Linked DNA regions of Mus musculus: region 1 is linked to region 2. Evidence: chromatin loops called from intact Hi-C (ENCODE). Cell type or tissue: heart. All regions are shown on one strand.

The links. Peaks named below come from ENCODE experiments on the same cell type or tissue, not always from the same donor. Only the 100,000 strongest peaks of a DNase experiment are listed, where the experiment ranks them.
Region 1: a loop joins it to region 2, with 2.7 times the contacts of the local background. A loop is called at or near these places in 5 of 42 quality-filtered maps.

What each region holds. Positions count from the first base shown.
Region 1 is chr19:34,747,915-34,755,914 of GRCm38, reverse strand. No RefSeq gene overlaps it. Among named protein-coding and RNA genes, the nearest start is that of Slc16a12, 4.6 kb to the right of the region's middle. In heart, a CTCF peak has its summit at 4,573 (motif pointing right); no DNase peak of the experiment used is centred here; H3K4me3 peaks cover 32 bases; H3K27ac peaks cover 2,365 bases.
Region 2 is chr19:34,662,357-34,670,356 of GRCm38, reverse strand. It overlaps Slc16a12 (solute carrier family 16 (monocarboxylic acid transporters), member 12), which reads left to right. Exons shown (of 7, transcript NM_172838.4): 7 at 1-1,956. It also overlaps a transcript of Ifit1bl1 not described here. Among named protein-coding and RNA genes, the nearest start is that of Ifit1, 25 kb to the right of the region's middle. In heart, a CTCF peak has its summit at 4,010 (motif pointing left); a DNase peak (open chromatin) is centred at 7,986; H3K4me3 peaks cover 317 bases; H3K27ac peaks cover 726 bases.

The sequences.
Region 1 (8,000 bases), 86 kb before region 2:
CAAAGTTGGCATATCCCTTGCCCAAGGTCACCCAACAGACAAACAGTGGACCTGGCCCTTGAACTCAGATCTGTCTGATATCTACACTTGGTTTCTAAATGACTATAGTAGATTTGGGGTGGTGGAGGCTTGGTGGAAAAATTGAGATGCTTATTTTTAATTTCAGTTTATTCTTGTTATTTATTTATTATTTGACTACTTTGACAGCTTGAAACAAAAAAAAAAGAAAATATTACACTGTGAGTATTTATAGGTTAGTATGTAGATTCTAAATTAGTATTTTACTGAATGTGATTTACTTTATATCTGTCTATCAGTTCTCCTCTCTATTAGCCATCCTTTTTTTCATACTGATGGCTTTCAAAAGAAGTATCAACAGAAGTTGAGATTCTAACTGCATTGTGAAGAATGCTGTCAGATCTCTGTAGGCCAAAGAAAGGGGGAGGAAAGGTCAGCCCCTAGACATTTTCAAGAACACTGAGATGGGGAAACAAAAGAGATCTCATAGGACAAGATTGTTGTGATAAGATTGAGGAGGAGGCACAGTGTTGGAGTATGGAAGGCTCTGGGTTCAGAGGGGAGGCTCAAGTTTTGACAAAGGGTGACATTTCAGGAGCACGGTCTTGAAGGGTGAGTGGAAGACACTTTGCTACCTAGCAAATGAGGGTCATCTGGATACAGAAAATAGGGTCAGTGAGATGACATGTGCCTATACTCCTAGCACTCAGGAGGCTGGGGCAGGAGGATTATGAGTTCAAGGCTAGCTTTATTGTGCTATCCTGTCTCAAGGCAAAAGCAAAAGAAAGACAGAGACAGAGACAGAGGCAGAGACAGAGACAGAGACAGAGACAGAGACAGAGACAGAGACAGAGTCATGCTTAGCGAGGCAGAGAGAGGGAAGGAAGGGAATGAGATGGGGCACATGGGGAAACAGTTTGTGGTAGAAAGGATGTTGGACACCAGTTGGTTGTACGAGTTAAGCAGTGAGAGAAGACTGAAGCAAAGAAACGAAAACAGCTCTAGTGACCCTCGAAGTGCAGGGACAGCAGACATGGATATAGAACCATCAAGAGAGGGCTTCATCTCATCTCCTGTTGTGGTGAGGAAAGTGCTCTGACAAAAGTAACTTAAAGAAGACAGGGTTTATTTCAGCTTACGGTTCCTGGGGTGTCACAGTCCATCATGCCTGGGAAGGCATGGCAGCAGGCAGGGGAAGGAACGGAGGCAGGAGCAGGAAGCTAGTGGTAGTGTTGGGTCAACACTCTGGCAGCTGAGGGTGAACAGGAAGTGGGGCTGACCTATAAAATGTTGAGGCCCATCTGTACTGATCCATTTCTTCCAGCAAAGTCGCACCTCCTAACTGTTTTATAACTTTCTCCACTAGCACCACCAGTGGAGACCAAGTGTTCCAGGAAGCCTGACTGAAGGACATTTGACATTCAGGTCATAGGAATTTATAAGGAATTTCTTTTAGTGTTCTTTGAATTCCAACAAAATATTTACTAATGTGTAGTTCAGGTCAACACAATTTAATTTTCTCCTTTAAAGATGTTCACAAGGTGTCTGCTTATAATTTTTTGAGAACACCTTACCTTGATGGAACTTCATAGATGAGTAGACATCCATATTCTGCAGATGGTGGCCCTGATCAAGGATTGTACCAGCTGCTGTCCATTAATCACCTCAAATAATGTGTGAAGTATCTAGACAGTAAGATACCATAGCTTCTCATGGGGTTGTCTGGCAGTATTGAAGACAGTTTTTGACATTACGAATAGAAGGATTTCTATTGGCATCTAATGGTCAAAGGCTGGAGATACTGAGGAACATTCTATAAGGCACAGGATGTCTTTATAGATTAGGACCAAACATTCACAGTGTGAAGAGTTAGTCTTACTCAGTTAATAGAGGAGGGTAAATTTATTTCTCCTTTCTTTCTTTCCTTCTCTCTCTCTTTCTCTTCCTTCCTTCCTTCCTTCCTTCCTTCCTTCCTTCCTTCCTTCTTTCCTTCCTTTCTCTCTCTTCCTTCCTTCCTTTCCTTCCCTTCTTCTTCTCTTTCTTTTCCTTCTCCTTCTTCTTCTTTTTACTCCACTTCCTCATCTTCTTCTTTTATGTGGTACTGATTATACCATTTTGTATATGAGAAATCTGAAGGATATGGACTATGATGTTTTGAGTTTGTACTGCTAAAATGTGGCAGAAACAGATTTATTACAAGCTTAGTGTTTTTCTGTTTTTCCATTTTATCATGACTCCAGGAAGAAGATAAGTAGATTGAAGTGGTTCCATAGTTTCTAGTCCTGGTTAAAAAAAAAAATTAGTGCCAGAGACTAAGACAGAGTGATGGAAGGAAAAAACCCAAGAGCTGTTGGGAAACTAAGAGACAACTGCAGTGATAAGTATTTTAAAACTTGACGTGATGGAGTGGGGACACTGAAAGTGGAAACGTCTAGTGGGTGTTCGGTGACAAGAACTGGAGTTCAGCGGGAGGTCAGGGCTGTAAGTGTCATGCTGCTGACGGCAGGTTTTAGCCACAGCAATGAGAGGGGGCCTGGGATGTGCTACAACAGGAGCACAGGGAAGTAGAAGCTGAATTCTAGGAAAAGCCTCATAAGAATAGAAGTGAAGAGTAGAAATGGAATTAATGAATACAATAAATGGGATCTGGAAAAGGTCCAAGGGTCATGATATCATTTTAAGAGCCAGATGAATAGGCTCTTGACAAGATAGTAGTCAAAAACACATTTCACAGAGTCCACGAAAAATTTTCACTCTTTTCTCTTACCAATTTCAATTCGATGTAATTGATGGCATATTTTTTTCATTGTATGTATGATGCTTATAGCTATCCTTAACACATTTATTAGCCTTGAAAATAACATTTCAAATTCTACTCAGACAAAAGCCTCAATGTTATCCTCCCCTAGCCAGCCTTATGGTGGCTTTCTGATGTTGACACTGTGCGTGTTCCTTGTCTGGGGCCCATGTTCTCTTTCGACTCTGCTGAATCCACACATTCTGTTTGACTAAGTAACAGGAACAAATACTCTTTCCATAATGGATATACTGGAGGTGTCATGTTTCTCAGAATCTCCTCTGCAGTTTATTTGCACTAAGCCAGGGCCTCTCAACCTTCCTAATGCTGCAGCCCTTTAATATAGTCCTCCATGTTATCGTGACCCCCCAACCATAATATTATTGTTGTTGCTCCTTCATAGCAGTAATTTTGCTACTGTTATGAACTGTAATGTAAATATCTGTGTTTTCCCATGGTCTTAGGCAACACCTGTGAAGGAGTCTTTTGATGCCAAGGGTCATGACCCACAGGTTGAGAACCACTGTGCTGAGCTACATGCAGTTTAATTTTCATTAATAAACATACTTGCTACTTACTGATATCAGTAGTAGGACTTTTGGCAGGTATGCTGAGTCTCCAGGTTGGAAGAGCACAGGCAGTGCTCCATGCTGGAGAGGAAGAGTAAGAGAGGTTGAGTGTTCTGGTCAGCTGATCACAATAGTGCCAGACTGCTTAACTGATACTGACTTGACGATAGCACCATGTCTCCTGTTAACAGAAAACATTATCCAATCATTCATCATAAGGAAGAATTTTTTTCAGGAATACTGACAGGTCGAGGGACCACTGTGACAGGGAATCACAATGGAAGAAACAGATACAATATACATTTCAATATACTATGGGCAAGGCAGATTTTATAGGCAAGGGTATAGGGTGGAGGTCAGATAATTGAAAAGCATTGAGAGAAAACACCAGGGATAAAGGAGAATTTAGATAAACCAACTTACCGGATTCCTGTTGAAGACTGGCAGAGTGACCAGATATTACTTGGAGCGGTGGTGGAAGATGAAGAGCTGGTTAGATTTGGAGGGAGACCAGATGTGAGGGAACAGGGATTCTTGCCGTACCAACGAGAGGGTTCAGAATTAGCTCAGCAAAGAATCTTTGTCCATCACAAGTGTAATATGGGTAAAGAATTTTTACATGCTTATTCCACTAAGAACATTTTATGTATTGTCTCATTTAAAATCTCACAAGGCCTGTTAACACTCTGCACTGCCTTTGAACAGGTGACCCGTCTCAGAAAAGCGCCAAATCTGGTCTAACCGCTTCACCTAATCACTCCCCTGTAAACATCACTGACTAAAGAGCCTGCTGTGATGAGGGAGGGATGTGTTTTGTTGCTGACACACTAAGACACAGGTTGGTCTGGAGCCCTTGGAATGTAGCCCACAAAACAGACTAGCACTAAAAACAAATAGTAAGCCCAACCCAAATTTAGCTAGTCCCTTGTTTAAAATATATGTGTAAGCAGACCACACTTTGGAGTGCTGTTGAACAGTGTGAATGTAGAACATTTCCATCACTGCAGAAAGCTCCACCCCACTGCGCTGCTTCCTTCTCTGCTTGGATTCATCTGCACCACAGATGGGTTTCCCTCTCCACTTCCAGCAACTCCCTACTCTTCAACTTAACAGAAAGATTTCTTCCCTCTGTGCACCTTCCCTTCCATGTGGCTTACAGCCATAGCAATAGTAGCTTCAATAGCCTGAAGGGGGAGCCCTTGAAAGTGGCTTTCTATATGGGCTCTGCCTGTTCCTGTTACACTTATGAGCAACTCACGATTACTCAACACTTTTTACTTTATTTTATTGCCAAGGAGCATGGAGATATTACAGTGGAACCCTGCGATGTCCATGTGCAGCATCGTCATAGTGAAGGACATCTCTGTGCTAGCAACAAAAGAGCACATGATGTCACAGGGAAACATGGTGATGTTACCATGGAACACTGTAATGTCATGATTGAGCAGCTATGTTACAAGATAGCATTGTGTTACCTGAAGAGAGAGTTGCCATGTGATCTCATAATGGACTACTATGATGTCACAATGGAGCACTGTCATTTTACACGGGACACAGTCATATGTCACAGTATGACAGGACAGTTATTGTGATCTGCAATCTCTACAGAGCACTGTGCTGTCCTAATGGAACATTGTGATAACATAATGGAAGACTCCTCTGTCACAGTGGAGCATTGTAATCTGATAACAATGTACTATGATGTCACAAGGGTGCACTGTCTTGTCACAGTGGATACTATCATGTGTCATAGTACGTATGGCATGACAGTCACTGTGATCTCATAATAGAGTACAGTGATCTCAAGTAGAGAGCTGTGATGTCACAAAGGAGCGTCAGGATGTCATGATGTAACACTATTCTGACAGAGTGGAGCCTTGTGATCTCACAATGGAGTGCTATGATGTCACAATAGAGCATTATGATGCACACACAGCCTTGTAATATCACAATATAGCATCGTTATGTTACAGCAGAGCAGTGTGATATCATAGTGGAGCATTGTGATGGCACAGCATTGCATAGTGATGTCACAATACAGCCTTGTTATGTAAAATGCAACATTATGATGTCAAAGGCAGCACTATGATGATGGGGCTTTGCACTACCCATTTCTGCCAACGTTCACAATCCAGATATCCATGGCTCACTCACATTATCATTCAAGTCTGTGGTCAAACATCACATTTACTTAAGACCCACCTTGTGTTCATCATCTAAGTAATCACCGTGTCAGTGTTCCATCTTCACACCCTGCTTTATCTCAGAGCGCTTATCACCCTCTATATGGCGTTGTGTATTTCAACAGACCTTGCCTTCTAGTCTAGAAATAAGCTAAGTGAAGTCAGAGATGCTGTACCTGGGTCCAAGCTTCTTCTTCCTGCACAGTACAATGCTGTAGATTTTTCTGCTAAATAACTTGATTTGAGAACAGCCTATTAAATCGGTGACACTCTTAAGACTCCAGTTTGTTTGTTTGTTTGTTTGTTTGAGCTAAGGTTCTGTGTAGTCCAGGCTAGCATCATCCACTGTGTAGTCCAGGCTAGCATCCACTGTGTAGTCCAGGCTAGCATCCACTGGTAGGCTGACGATGTCCTTTAATGTCTGAGTTTCCTGCTTCTGTCTCACACACACAAGGAATGTGAGCATGCGGCACCATCACACCTGACTTATTTGGTGCTTGGATTGAACCCAGGACTTTGTGTATGGTAAATCGCATCCAACCAAGTGAGCTACATCAGAACCTGGCCTATTATTTTCGTGTATTTCGTGTATTTCTACATATTTCTATTTCATGTGTACTTTGTGGAGGTCGGAGAATAACCTGAAACAGTAAACTATTCTTTCCTTTCACCTTGCACGTCCCAGGAATTAACCTAATTTTCCCTGATGTTATCTTGTTTTGTCTTTTTTAAAGTCAAAGTTCTTCTTATATAGCCCAGACTGCACTCAAATTCGCCATCCCTATGCCGTAGCTTCCAAAGTGTGGCGATTATTGGCATGTACACATCACCAATTCCTAAGTCCCAAAGGTTAAAAAAGCCTGCTAGGGAGCATTCAGAGACAAACAAAATCTGAATACTGTCAAGGATAAAACAACAGAGACATTGCTCTTATAGCTCTGGGCTTTCCCAGCAGCCCTGTGAGTGGTGACTTTGAGGGAAGTCTGAAGATTCATCTTATTCCCCAGAACTTCTCAAAAGAACTGGTTGTCCTATATTATTGAAATAGAAGACAAGACCGATTTGCCCCTAAGAACAGTATTTAACTGGCAGAATGATTTTTCTCAAAGACAGAGTTCCCAAGCCTTTGACCTAAAGACCTCCATAGCCGAGGGCTCAGGGCTCACTGCTGACCCTGCATTTATGAGCTTATGATTAATGCTAATGAATTCTCCTTCTTGTGTGTGTTTTAAACACACATTTACTAATCCCTTAGATCTAAACTAGTTTCATACTAAGTGAAAATAGTCCTTAAATTCAGATTTAGACTTAGTGTGTAGGAAGGTCAACAGAGAGGGAAACAAACTTACAGAGAAGCCTGCAAGATGAGAAGGGCCTTAGCTAGGCAGGAATTTTGTTTGTGCAGTGCTGGGGATGGAACCCAGAGCTTCAGAAACATCTGTTTAAAAGTCTAGGGTGGAGCACTCGCTCCCTCACTCTACTCGATTGTTTTTAGAATGCCAGCACCAGGGCACTGACCTTGGAAGGACTGGGAGTTGAAGGCAAGCCTGGACTGAAAGACTCCGAGAGGAGCCCCTCGCTCAGGCCTCAGGACAATAGCGGACACCCAAGAACTCACAATAGACCAAGCTTGATGCAAACCACATGAGGCTTTATTGGGGAAAGCCAGAACTCTGGGGACGACTCATATCCCACGCAGGGGTAGAGGAGTGGACCCCGAGGGGAAAGAGGTCCCAGTTTTTATAGGCCCTCAGGGGAGAAAGGAGAAGGGGGGGGGGAGTAGGGGATTTCCAGATCTAAACAATGTCTATTCTCAAGAAATGGGTATGGGAGGGGTACAAGGAAAGAGTCTGGTGCAGGTGTAGCAACTCAGGATTGGCCGGGCTGTGGTTGCTGGGGAGATTTTCTGACTCTTTCTCAGCAAGCAATATCACAAACACCTGGCAATGGGCTTCATCAGTGGGCACACACTTGGGTTCAATGAACAGTCAAAACATTGGCAGACACACAGGTTCAAGGAGTGGCCAGAGCATTGTGCACCTCTATTTTTCTAAATCAGTGAAGCTAGTTCTGCTAACACTGACATCTATCTTGCCAATTCCAGGGCTTCTGTGTCCTTTTACATTCTGTCAGGATCTTTCAGGACCACATGGTATCACATGTTCTTCAAACACACAACCTTCGTGCCCAACAACAACAAATCCAAAGTACAATATTGCCTACTATTGACCAGTGGGTTCCCGTTCCTCTCAATTTTTCCTGAAAGCTTAATTTCTTTTCTAACTTTGCCGTTCGTCATAATCAGCCAGGACTTTTGTTGAAAAGAAGACATTTAGAGGTTGGCATTTCTAACCAGTTCCTAGCTTGCGTCCGTCTGAAGGACCATTCTGAATTGCGATAACTTCTATGAGCTTGAGTCTGACCTCGTCAGTT
Region 2 (8,000 bases):
TTGAGAATGGGTTTTGTCATAACAAAATTGACCCCCACCACCTCATTCTGAATGGAAGCAGTGAGTATGCTGGCAGTGGAGATGCAGAGGTGGCTTGAGGGCAGAGTGCCTCAATTTTTAGAGTGGCAAAGAAGTTCTTGAGACTCTTTGAATGATAATGATTAGTGTACAACAGATGTTCTCTCATCAGTTCCCTGCCTCTTCCAATGGGCATCACTTTGAGAGACCCAAGAATCATCAAACACCATGGCTGGAATGGACTTTAGAGGGTGGCTGGTGATAATATTTGATTTGAAACTGTCTTGTTGAAACAGGAAGCTCTTTTCTTCAGACTGTGCCCCCAACATGCACCTCGGTCACTACCGCATACTGACTCTAAATGTAACATAACTCATTCAATGGTGGAATAACTGCTCCATCTTTTCTGAAGGGATTGTAACACACCAGAAATCCTCATCTTTTTTTTTTTTTCTTCAGAAAAAAAAAGTTCTAGTTTGAACTGTAGACACATTCCTTTTAGGAACAGAAAAATGTTGACAGTATTCCCATTGAGCAGTAATTGAATTCTTGAGTCAGCAGGTATCTGGTGGGAGTCTTCCTTACAAAGCAGTCGTTAGATTCAGCATTATCCAAAAGAGGGCTTGGGGGTTTTCTTATCATACAGATGTTCTAAACATGGCCTTCGGAGATCACTGTGTCTCTTGCTAGATGATAGTTATAAATCTGACTCATTGGCTTGGAAGCATCTGCTCCTTCTTGAAAGCCAGACTTTCTTGGTACTTGGAATCCTTTCTGAATTTTTAGATCAGAGGAGAGGACAAGGAGAAGAAAAAAAAAGAAGAGTGGGTCCCCCATCTTATCTCCAGCTGTTTTCAAATCCACACAATGAAGATTCCTGAATCCCCAGTCATGTTCCATCTGCAAAGAAGGACAAGTTACATAATTAAAGGACTTTTTTTTAGTTGTTCAAGAGGTTAAATACAAGTCACAAGGAACATTTTGATCTCAAAGGCCATGTAACCTACTGTCACCAAGAGGTCCCAGCGTGGCTTTAGCCAGACACAGTGCTGGGAGAAATGACCAAGTTTTGAGGAATGGCTGAAGTGGCTGAATCCTCGTTGAACTGAATATCTTTAGGTTACTATATTGCTTTCATAACGAGACTCTGGCTTGATCCGATGGAGAAATTGATACTAGTCCATTGTAGCTTTTCACAGAAAAATTTGAATGTTCTGTCTTTACTCAGCCTGGGACTTTAGTTTTGAATCCATTCACTTAGTGATTTGCAATTTTAAAAATACTTTGGGTACAACTTTAAAAAACTCAAAGTTAAAATAAAATACTTGTTTTGGAATAGCACTTTACCTTAAGAGACATTTTTTTAATCATAAAAATGATTTTTTAAAAATATAATTACTCTTATTTGTATGTTTTAAAGCATTGATTATAAATTTTGTGGGATTCTATAATATAATTTCTCTATTGTGCTTATGAAAAAAATAGGATAGTGATCAAGGGTTTTAAAATTTATATAAAAACATTTTAGATCTTTTGACTTTATACATGCAATAAATTTGCCTTCTAACTATCTTGGGACAACATTTTTGAAGAACCAGTAAGAAACACTGTAGATCTTAGAGTTTACAGTTTGGTCATCTGTACAACATGTTACTAAAACAATATCTCCGTGTATTTAAACAGTTGGTTCCAAAGCTAAGGGAATGGGATATTTTGTGGAATGGAGAATAAACCTGTAGAGGAATGATTCTATGCCTTAAATATTTTTTCACCCAACTGTAAGTTCTCCTTTGTAACTAAGTAGGAAAACGACAATATCTAACGTTTCAATGTGCCATTCTTTCTTTTGCTTAAATTAGAATTTTATGAATGAATCAGATGTGTAGGCTAATATTTTCCTAGTTCAAAGGCAAAATAAAATGGATTTATAGACATGTATTTGGAACAATTGTTTTATTTTCTTCAGACAAGGAATTTGGACAGGTTGGGGAGTGGGACTATCCAGATAGGAATTAGCTCAGAGCACAGGGCTGGAAAAAGATGTTTCCAAGAAAATGGACCCAAAATTAAGTTGGTATAGTCATTGTAATATCTAATAAAATAGACTTTAAACCAAAATTAATCAAAAGAGATGAGGAAGGACAGTTCATACTCATTAAAGGAAAAAAAAATCCATCAAGATGAACTCTCAATTCTGAATTATCCTTACCCTGAATGCAAGGACATCCACATTTGTAAAAGAAACAATAGGAAAGCTGAAGTCACAAATCAAATACCACACATTGACAGTGGAAGGCTTCAACACCCCACTGTCACCAATGAGCAGGTCATCAGGTCCAGACAGAAACTAAACTGAGAAATATTAGAACTTATAGACATTGTGACTCAATGGGCCTAACGAATATCTACATAACATTTTCACTCCCAAACAATTGAGTATAGCTTCTTCTCAGTGACCATGGAAACGTCTCCAAAATTGACCATATACTCTGTCACAAAGCAACTTTCAACAGATACAAGAAAATTGACATAACCCCATGTATTTTATCAGACCTCTATGGATTAAAGTTGTACCTCAATACCAAGCAGAACAACAGAAAACCTACATACTCATGGAAACTGAACAAATCTCCAATCAGTGACCACTGGGTCAAGGAAGAAATTAAGAAAGGAGTTAAAGAGTTTCTAGAATTTAATGAAAATGCATGCACAACTTACCGAAACTTATGGGACATAATGCAAGTAGTGCTAAGAGCAAAGTTCATAGCACTAAGTGCCTTCATAAAGAAATTACTAAGATCCTATATTAGTGACTTAACAACATGTCTGAAAGCTCTAGAACAAAAAGAAGCAAACACATTCAAGAGGAGTTGATGGCAGGAAATAATGAAACTCAGGGCTGAAATTGATAAGATAGAAGCAAAGAAAACAATACAAAAAAAATCAAGGAAACAAAAAGTTGGTTCTTTGAAAAAAAATCAACAAATAGAACAAACCCTTAACCAAGCTAAAAGGCAAAGAAAGAATATTCAAATTAACAAAGTCAGAACTAAAAAGACACCGAGGAAATCCAAAGAGTCATTAGGTCATACTTCAAAAACCTGTACTTCACAAATTGTAAAATCTAAAAGAAATAGATAATTTTCTTGATAGATCATGATCAGATAAACAGCCCAATAGGCCTACAATCCCTAAGAAAATAGAAGCAGACATTAAAAGTCTCAACCAAAAAAGGCGAAGGGCCAGATGGTTTTGTCACAGAATTCTACCAGATTTTCAAAGAAGAGATAATACAAATACTCCTCAAATTATTCCAAAAAAAATAGAAATAGAAGGAACATTGCCAAATGCATTTTATTAGGCCATAATCACTTTAATACCAAAGACTCAAGAAAGAAAGAAAAAAAAAGTTTCAGACCAATTTCCCTCAAGAACATGAATGCAAAAATACTCAGTAAAATACTCCCAAACTGAATCCAAGAACACACTAAAAAGATCGTCCATCATGATCAAGTAGGATTCATCCTAGTGATGGAGGGATGGTTCAACATGAAAATCCATCAATGCAATCCACTGTATGAATAAACTGAAAGAAACAAAACACATAATCACCTAATTAGATGTTGCAAAAAGCCTTCGAAAAAATCCAACACCCCTTGGTGATAAAAGTCTTGGAGAAATAAAGGTTATTAGACACATAGCCAAACAATAAAGGCAATATACAGCAAGCTGATATACAGCATCATGTTAAATGGACAGAAACCCAATTCCACTATATGGCCTTGGTCTTCCTATATGATTTTCAGGCCCTGTACATTATCTACCTCTTGAAGTAGACAGTCTAGAGACCAGAACTAAGCATAAGGCTTACTTCAACATTCACCTCTTAACTATACAAAAGAATCAAACAAGTTTCCCTTTAAGGGGCTTCAAAGGCATAGAAAAACCATTTTAACATTAAGATGTTATGTAGCACTGCCACCTGCTGGACATAGTGAGGCATCGCAGCGCGCCAACTTAACTGAGAAAGGTTGCCTAGCAGGAACACTGAGATTTATTGGCTGCTGGTCAAGTCCTCCACCTTTTGCTTGTTATCTATCCTGCATTTATCTTCTTCGTCTTACAGTGCTATTATCAGGCTAAAGACGCCATTCCTGACCCCTTTTCTTCAACATTGTGAACTCTACAGTGTTATGAAGTGATCTAATATGTTGAGAGAGTGTACTGGCTGGTTTTGTGTGTCAACTTGACACAAACTGGAGTTATCACAGAGAAAGGATCCTCCCTTGAGGAAATGCCTCCATGAGATCCAGATCAAGGGCGAGGGCCCAGCCCATTGTAGTTAGTGCTATTCCTGGGCTGGTAGTCCTGGGTTCTATAAGAGAGCAAGCTGAGCAAGCCAGGGGAAGCAAGCCAGTAAAGAACATCCCTCCATGGCCTCTGCATCAGCTCCTGCTCCCTGACCTGCTTGAGTTCCAGTCCTGACTTCCTTGGTGATGAACAGCAAAGTGGAAGTGTAAGCCGAATAAACCCTTTCCTCCCTAACTTGCTTCTTGGTCATGATGTTTTGTGCAGGAATAGAAACCCTGACTAAGACAAATCGGTAGCAGCATAGTTGGGTATTCCTGTGACAACCTGATCATGTTTTGGGGAGGACTGTGGAAGGACTTTGGAACTTTGGGCTAGAAGATCCATTTGTTCTTAAGAGCTCTGTGGGAGTTCCTGTAGGAGCTCGGAAGATAATGTTGAAAACCATGCAGAAGATGGAGGCCTGGTTTGTGAAATTTCAGAGGGATGATTAAAGACTCTTGTTAGGGCAATTGCTGTTTTGATTTCGAAGATTCTGTGGTTTTGGTTACCCGGGGCTGAAGAATCAGCTGTGATTAACAAATTAGCAGAACTACTACAGCGAAATCTTTGCATTACTGGGACTATTGATAATAGTTTTTGCTTCATCTTATTGTATTTTATTTAGTCATGTTTGGTTGTTATCTCTTAGAAGCCTGTTCTTAAATCCTATAATCAGGATTTGTTGTGTGAGTAAAGGAGTATTTTCAGTAAAGAAGGAGAAAGAAATAAAGTCATTTCCTTCTTTTCATTGTTTTCTCTCCTTCTTTCTACTAATATTTCTTTCCCCCTCCCCCACCTTCCTGTAAAACAAGGATTATCTAATATTAATATGTAGGTTCTTTCCATTCCTGAGATAGTCTCAGTAAAGCAGGCTTATACATAAAAGGTTTGTGAATGGTTTTAGTTTTTTTTGTTTGTTTGTTTTAATGATTTTAGCCTTTTTTTGTTGTTATTGTTTTTATATTTCTTGCTGATTTGGATTGCTGGAGTCAGTGTGCTACACCAATGGGAACACGTGTGAGGAAAGGTGGAGCCGTGCTTGAACTAAGTGACTATTTATTTAATCAGACTGGAGTCCAGAGCCACTTCTCCAGCGCCCACGTTTAGAGGCTGCAGTTAAACCTCTGTGGGATGCTAAGGGGTGGATGGTCCTAGCCACATCCAGTCTCCTCCATGTTGTGCTGCCTAGCTGGATGTCAGCTTAACAAAAGCTGGAGTCATCAGAGAGGAAGGAATCTCAATTGAGAAAAATGCCTCCCTAGTATTCAACTGTAACAAATTTTCTTAATTACTGCTTTTTCTTAATTATTACTTGAGGGGGTCTCCCATTGTGGGTGGGGCCATCCCTATGCTGATGGTCCTGAGTTCTATAAAAAACAGGCTGAGCAAAGCCTTCAGGGGGCAAGCCAGTAAGCAGCACACTTCCATGGCCTCTGTATCAGCTCCTGCCTCCAGGTTCCTGGTCTCCCTCCGTGAGTTCCTACCCTCGCTGGTGTTGGTGATGAACTCTTATATGGAACTGTAAATGAGATAAACCCTTGTCCCTGCAGTTATTTTGGCCATGATGCTTCCTCACAGCGATAGTAACCCTAACTAAAACACATGTTAGAGCCTTCCATTTTCTTCTGTCACTCCTTTCCTCCCTTCCCTCCCTCTTCCAGATTCCTGCGTTCACTTTCCCCTTCTCCATCCTGACTAATATGAATTACATGTACTTATATTCAACACGATGCATTGAAACATGCGTGTACCGTGGAATGGCTATATTGAGGCTTCCCTTTGGTGTCTTATGTTGGTCTCTACATTAGGTGAGGGTCTTATGCTGGCTGGGGATCAGATGGAGCATGCTTCCTTCTTCATAAGGCCAAAAGATGGGGTACCCTGGCTACTAACCACTTAGTGACTCTTCGGACTTCCAAAGAAGGTGGCCTCCTTTAAGGGTGTGTGTGGGGGGAGCAGGGAAAAAGGGGGGTTACTGTAAATCTCTGAATCCCAATGTCCAAATCTTGGAAGGAGAAAACTGACTACCTAACACTGTGTTCTGATTATCTCACATGCTCTGTCACACTGTGACAGCACACACACACACACACACACACACACCGCACAAACACACAAACACACCACGCATACACAAGATACACATTCATAATAATATTAATAAGAAAATTTAAAAGTACTCCACGCAATTAACAATACTTGCTGTGGAGGTTGCATGCAGAGACATTATTTGTTACATAAAGGCATTTTAAAAGAGTCATATCAAAATAGCAACAAGGTGCAGTTGCTTCACATTTGTTTCAGTATGGAGGCTTTGTTCTCTGTCTTAGTCTGTAATCCAGAATCTTCTGAACAGACTTCCATAGGAATCAGTGTTGGGGGAGGGGGGAGGGGGGAGGGGGGAGGGGGGGGATGCTCTACAACCAAAGCAGTTGCTGTTCCCAGCCCCATCCCCTGGGAATTGTCCAATTCATGACCCCATAACCAATCACAGCACTGGGAGTCCTCACATGAAAGGTTAGGGAACACTCTCAGACCCCTAGCTTGCTTCTCTAGCCACTCTCTATCTCCTGTGGATAATGAGAACGTGTGTAGCACATCACATCTATAGAAACACTGGTAGTTGTAACTACAAAATAATGATGCCTTTGTCCCAGAATGAAATATAAATCCGTTTCCTACAGAAACAAGAGAGAAATGGACCTCACAGAGATTTAGGTGATGTTGTCCTTTTTGCTAATAAGAAGCACGCTGGCATTGTCTTTGGGGAGAGTCCTCAGTGGAAGCCAACCTACTTTACACCCCACATTGCATATAAATACAACATACTGGTCTCGTTAGCTTTTTGGTTAACGTAACACAAGCTAGAGTCATTTGAGAAGAGAGAATTATGATTGAGAAGAAAGCTCCACTGAATTGGTCCATGGAACAATTTTGGGATCAACAACTGATTGTCTTGGATGGGAAGGCTCTGCCCCCCCCCCCCCCCCCGTGGGTGTGGTCAACCCTGGGCAAAGGATCCAGGGTTGTGTGAGAAAGAAGATAAGCAAGCCTCGTGGACTGAGCAAGCCAGTAAGCAGTGTTTCTCCATGTCCTCTGCATCAGGTTCTGCCTCCAGGTTCAGGCCTTGAGTTCCTCCCTGACTGCCAGGGATTAATAGTGAACCAGGAAGCTAGATGAAACGAGTTCGTTCCTCCCCAAGCAGCATTTGATAATGGTGTTTATTTCAGCAATAGAAGGCAAACTAGGAGACACAAAGATGCACGTGCATATGTATAATTAATGCTAGATTCCACTTGTGAGAGAAACCATGTAATATTTTGTCTTCAGTCTCATTACTCTCTCCTGTTCCTTTCTTTGGAACTCTTTCTCATAGTCCTCCTTCTATTTACATTTACAAGTAACATATGCGTGCACATATATAAATGTACATATGTACCCCTGCCCTGAGACTCAGAGTTCGGTGGCTCCAGTCCTTGCTAGTAAACCGAACAGCGCAGCAATACTAAGGCGCATGAGCACATTCCTTAGCAAGGACTCAGCCTGTCAAGGGCGGGTCCATGTGCGCATGCTCGCATGCTCTCCACTTGTGTTATGTTGTGTTCTGGCCAGAACCCCTCAGTCACGGCCAA